2 separate regions of the Homo sapiens genome follow, and region 2 is linked to region 1. A link is a loop called in an ENCODE intact Hi-C map of the cell type or tissue named here. Cell type or tissue: right lobe of liver. All regions are shown on one strand. Each heading gives the region's core, and the rest is flanking DNA. Links, peaks and the distances in the headings are about the cores only.

What was found. Peaks named below come from ENCODE experiments on the same cell type or tissue, not always from the same donor. Only the 100,000 strongest peaks of a DNase experiment are listed, where the experiment ranks them.
Region 2: it touches region 1 in a loop (4-fold over the local background); 6 of 110 quality-filtered maps call a loop at or near these places.

What each region holds. Positions count from the first base shown.
Region 1 is chr5:1,339,343-1,342,248 of GRCh38, forward strand. It overlaps CLPTM1L (CLPTM1 like), which reads right to left. Exons shown (of 17, transcript NM_030782.5): 3 at 2,329-2,518. Among named protein-coding and RNA genes, the nearest start is that of CLPTM1L, 4.3 kb to the right of the region's middle. RefSeq lists an enhancer at 1,572-1,716 and a cis regulatory region at 1,644. In right lobe of liver, for the core only: a CTCF peak has its summit at 1,488; a DNase peak (open chromatin) is centred at 349; H3K27ac peaks cover 2,188 bases.
Region 2 is chr5:1,184,138-1,187,043 of GRCh38, forward strand. No RefSeq gene overlaps it. Among named protein-coding and RNA genes, the nearest start is that of TERLR1, 7.0 kb to the left of the region's middle. RefSeq lists an enhancer at 2,781-2,906. In right lobe of liver, for the core only: a CTCF peak has its summit at 1,930; a DNase peak (open chromatin) is centred at 1,754; H3K27ac peaks cover 2,500 bases.

The DNA of each region.
Region 1 (2,906 bases), core at 128-2,627:
GAACAGATGGCCACGCACATGGAAAAACCGCACCCGGACAGCAGGGTCAGCACCCTAACCTGTGAAGAGAACGGCCACACAGACGGGCAAACTGTGCCCGGGACAGCAGGGTCAGCGCCCTAACCTGTGAACAGATGGCCACACAGACGGGCAAACTGTGCCCGGGACAGCAGGGTCAGCGCCCTAACCTGTGAACAGATGGCCACGCACATGGAAAAACCGCGCCCGGACAGCAGGGTCGGCACCCTAACCTGTGAAGAGAACGGCCACACAGACGGGCAAACTGTGCTCGGGACAGCAGGGTCAGCGCCCTAACCTGTGAACAGATGGCCACACAGATGGGCAAACTGTGCCCGGGACAGCAGAGTCAGCGCCCTAACCTGTGAACAGATGGCCACGCACATGGAAAAACCGCGCCCGGACAGCAGGGTCAGCACCCTAACCTGTGAAGAGAACGGCCACACAGACGGGCAAACTGTGCTCGGGACAGCAGGGTCAGCGCCCTAACCTGTGAACAGATGGCCACACAGACGGGCAAACTGTGCCCGGGACAGCAGGGTCAGCGCCCTAACCTGTGAACAGATGGCCACGCACATGGAAAAACCGCGCCCGGACAGCAGGGTCGGCACCCTAACCTGTGAACAGATGGCCACGCACAGGCACAACCGGGGGAGAGCCCAGCAGAGAGGGCACAGCGGCCCCACAGCTGCCAATTCCGCCAGACTCTCGCCAAACAGCCCCCCATCCTTATCTCCACGGAAGCCAGGGGGTGCTGCTTTGCAACATGTGGTCACGGACTTCACCAATTCCTTTTTTGAGGTCCTCAAACTAAGTGGGCCCACTTCTCAGAAGTTGAGAGGGTGAGAGCCCCCTGACCTTGGCAGAAGACTGTGCAAGTCCAGGGCTCACACAGCCCTGTGGCTGTAAGGAGACTGAGAGGGAGTCAGCTTCTAAAACCAAGCATGTGGGGCTGCCTAAAGGAGACATACTGAGGATTACACACGGCTCTTACATGAAGTTAAACAGGACATGGACTGACAGGGAAATCTTAGCTCGGCTCAGATCTGATACATCCTAGGAAGCACTATCGCCTCACCCATTTCCTACCTAAAGATGCAGTTTAGCGATAATTTACATTACAAACGGTTTTCCACACCTCCTCACATTTGCTACCTGCAAGGGAGGCTTCCTGCGCTACATGCTACATGCCCATCACCCCACCCACTTTTCAGGACACTGGAGAGGAGGGATGGGGGCCCCAGATGAGGGGACACGGAGAGGGGCAGGTGAGGGATGTTCCTAAGGAGACAGATGCAAACTGGGGAGAGGCAGGAGCAGGTGTTGGTAGGGCTTTCAAAACCCCATCAACTCCGAGAGACCTCTCTTTCTCTCTGTCTGGAACAATTTCACAGCCTCTTCCTGGAAAGCTGCCATCTTTCTTGTTTTGTAAATTTTTCTGAGGCAGAGTCTCCCTCTGTCGCCCAGGCTGGAATGCAGTGGCATCATCTCACCTCACGGGTTCAAACGATTCTCCTCCCTCAGCCTCCTGAGTAGCTGGGATTACAGGCGCGTGCCACCACATCCAGCTAATTTTTGTATTTTTAGTAGAGACGGGGTTTCACCATGTTGGCCAGGCTAGTCTCGAACTCCTGACTGCAGGTGATCCACCTGCCTCAGCCTCCCAAAGTGCTGGGATTACAGGCATGAGCCACTGCGCCCGGCCTTGTTTTGTAAATTATCTCACCTTCCACTCAACACAAAGGTGGGTGTCAGAATTCCCTTGCTTTATCCTTGGCCTGTATTCATGATCACTTAAGTGACTTCCAGTTTTTATTTGCGCATACACCTTTCTACAGATGTACAAACTACAACTTGTACCTCTACCTTTTCCATGATCTCCAATTACATTCTTAGAATAAACATCTAGGAATAGCCCAGTCCTACACAGAATGCAGAATGAGCCCAGCTCTCATCCCCAGAGCTCCTGGTGAGAAGCTGCAGGCCAGCTCTGCAGGACCAGCGCTCCATCCCACCAGGTGCAGTAGGTGCCCCCAGAGACTGAGAGGGCCCATTCCCCGAGGGACTCTGCATCGAGAATGCCAGCGATCACTTCAACTGTCCCTAATTTTAGATAAAACTTGTCTGCAAACTCATGGATATGATTCAGCTGAAAGTCAGAAATGCACGCCAGTAACATTCCAATGGCTTTTGGCTTTACTCCCAACAAAGTCACTGGAGCCCTAGACATCGCCCACCTGTGTGGAGAAAGACATGTCCGTTCTGACGGAGAGGCACAGCCTGTTATCAGTAACCCATGAAGACCCTCACCTGTGTATCAGACTCCCCGGTGAGCAGGTTGATTTCTTCTGGCTTGGGGACCATGTAGGTGGTCAGAGGACTGACCAGGTGCACCTGCTTCCCGTCGTGCCACGGCAGGACCCCAGCGTGATGGAGGAAGATGTAGGCATACAGCGTCCCATTGTTTCTCGTTTTCTTTGGTACAGAAACATTAACTGTCCTGAAACAGAACAATCATTTCCACTACATACATATTATATTCTGGGTCTCTAGAACCTATTCAAATACCTTTATAAAGCTGCTTCAATAAACTAATTTTAGCTCAGAAGTACTAAAAATGAAACCCACCTGCCCAGGGCTTTACGAGTCGTGTGTGTGTGTGTGTGTGTGTGTGTGTGTGCACGCGCACGCGTGCGCGTCCTGAGAACTCGGCACAGGTGTGGGCGCCTACAGCCGAAAGCAAAACGGCCCGCACTTCCTGCCTCCATCTCAGGAGGCTGAGAGGTCAATAACCCACCTGAGGCCACAAGGCTGAAGCAGCCAGATGGAAAGCAGCTTCTGGGCCTGGCCAGGGTACCAGCTGACCACACACACTGAATCACCCAACT
Region 2 (2,906 bases), core at 275-2,774, 160 kb before region 1:
CCTAGCCGTGGGCAGAAACCTGGAGGCCCCAGAGAGCAGACTCACCTGGGGACGAGAGCTGCCTGAGTACCCCGCACGGGTGCAGGTGCTAGGCAGGCAGAGCTCCTGGAATGTTCCACAGAGGCGGACCCCGCTCTGCCCAGGTTCTCTTTGCAGGTGCTCAACAGGGTCACAGGTGCTTCTTGGAAAACCACAGGCCACTGAGAAGACACCTCCCCAGTTGACGGTTAATCACAAACCATTGGTTAGAAACCATTTTACAGGATTCTAGAGGTGCTTGGAGAAGGAGCTCAGGGATAACCCAGGTGCTGCGGGGTCGGGTCAGGCTGTGGCCTTGGACGCCCCTTCTGTCCCATCCACAAACTCAACTTGGCGCCTCTTGGGGCTGAGACTGGCACCCGAGCCTCCCCTGCAGTGGAGGCCCCTGTACGCCCTGGGGTCAGGTGGACGGAGGTGAGGACCACTCCCCCTCACCGGGACCCACGGACACTGTGCCCACATCCCAGGACCTTTCTTCTGGGCCATGGAGGCCAGGGGTGGCTGAGCTGCTAGTCTGAGGACCTGGGTTCATTTACTGACCAGGCCCCTAGCGGATGCTTGGGCCCCCAGCTGGAAGATGGGGCTGGTCCTGCCTGGGGAGGCTCCTCTGGGAGAGGCCATTGGGAGGGCTTTATCCTGGATGGGGCTGGGAGGTGAGCAGGGCCATTGGACTGGGCTGGGTTGTGGGAAGGAGACCTGGGGTCTGGTGCCCCTTGGCCTCCACCCTGAGTGGTCTCTTTGTCCCCAGGACTCAGTTTCCTCATCTGTAGAATGAGGGCTGACCCAGCCCACCCTTTGTCACCCGGTACCTGGAGTGCCTGGAGGGTCTGTGGAAGGAGCTCCTCCCCCAACTCCCAGAGGGAGTATTGGCACATACATGTGATACGTGTGTGCATATGCACACATGTCAGGATGGAGTTGGCACATATGTGTGATATGTGTGTGCATCTGCACACATGTGATGGAGCTGGCACATGTGTAACACGCTTGTGCATCTTTACACATCTGCACACATGTCAGGATGGAACTGGCACATATGTGTAACATGTGTGTGCACCTGCACACGTGTCATGATGAACTTTACACATGTGTGATGTGTGTGCATCTGCACACGTGTCGTGATGGAGCTGGCACATGTGTAACATGCTTGTGCATCTTTACACATCTGCACACATCAGGATGGAGCTGGCACATATGTGTAATATGCGTGTGCATCTGCACAAGTGTCAGAATGGAACTGGCACATATGTGTGATATGCGTGTACATATGCACACATGCGTCAGGATGGAAAATGCTGAATTGGCTGTTTCTCGCCCCCATGGATGGTGAAATGAGGACACTTCTCCTCTCCGTGTTTGTTCTGCATTTTCCAAATATGTTACAAAACTGTATTTTATAATCACAAAAGTTACAAAAACACACATTTACACTATGGTTATTTCTCTGACAATAACTACAATAACTAGGGGTGTCCCTTCACTTTTCCCAGCTGTGCACCATAGAGCAGAAGGGTTCCATGGATGGGACCAGGGCTTCCGTGCAGGACTCTGGCCCCCAGGCCTCCAGGCCACAAGCTTCAAGCTGGCTGCTTCCAGGCCCAGGGCTTCTGGCCGGGCAGCCTCCCTGGATGTCGTCCACTCAGGGCAGCCAGGGCCCCATCTGACACACTCTGTGGAGAGGAGGTCACAGCCCCTCTCTGTGCTTCCGCTGCCACCCGCTGATCTCAGCTGTTATCTTGACACAGAGGAAAGTCAAACTGCAGCCTGTCCCAGCTTATCTCTGGGTTATTTCCGCAAAGATCCACGTTTGGGTAAGCACTGGCTCTCCTGATAACCTAGCAGTAAACACAGCCAGGAATGTGATGCCCATAGGAGAGGCACAGTGCCAGTGCAAGGCCAGCGTCCCCTGGCTGGCAGGTGCCCAGAGCGCCACACGCACAGGTGTCCTGGGAATTCCCACCCAGGGACCAGAGCATCTGGGGCACGGCCCCTCCTGGGAATGCAGTGGCCCCAGCATGGAGCACCCATGAGTGCCGTGGGTGCCAGGGACAGGACCATGGGGACTGGCCCCCTCTCTCCCCTTCTGTCCTTTCTCTTCTCCTCTTCCCTCCTTCTCTGTCTCTATCTCTCTCTGCCTCTCTGTCTCTGTTTCTCTCTGCCTCTCTGTGTCCCTGTCTCTCTGTCTCTGTTTCTCTCTGCCTCTCTGTCTGTCTCCCTGTCTCTCTGCCTCTGTGTCTTGCTGTCTGTCTCCCCTGCCCCCCGGCCTCCTGCCCTGGTGGGTGGACACTCTGCTTCCCCTTCCCTGGAAAGCAAAGGTAGAGACAAGGGCAGGGGTGAAGGTGACCAGGAGGAATGTCGGAGGTGGAGCTGACCCTGCGGATTTAGCTCCAGGCCTTGGGGAGGTGGGAGGCCTCAGGGTCTCGTGACTTAGGAAGCTGCTGCTCAATAACTTGGGCCTTACAAACTCGGCTCCTCCATGAAAACAAACCACCCCGTTCAGAACAAAGGTTACTGATCCGTGATCACGAGGCCCCCCATGGCTGCCCTCTTGGCTGCTGCCCAATGCCGGGTGCTGAGGGATGTGAGAGGCACCACCAATGAGCCATCAGCATCCCTGGCACCTTTCTCTGGCTGGGCATGGGGGGCGTCCATGCTTTCAGGATGTCTCTGCCCTGTCCTGGTGGCTGCCCCAGGATGTGGGCACCCCCACCCCCTCCTGCTTTTCTCTCCTGGGCCCAGCCCGGCCTCACACTCATCTTGCTGCACCTGGAAGTTTCCAGAAGGGATGGAATCAGGGCCTTGGGCCTCCTCAGGAGAGACCTGTACTTCGCTGTGATAGCTCCAGCCACACCTCAGGTTTGACCGCC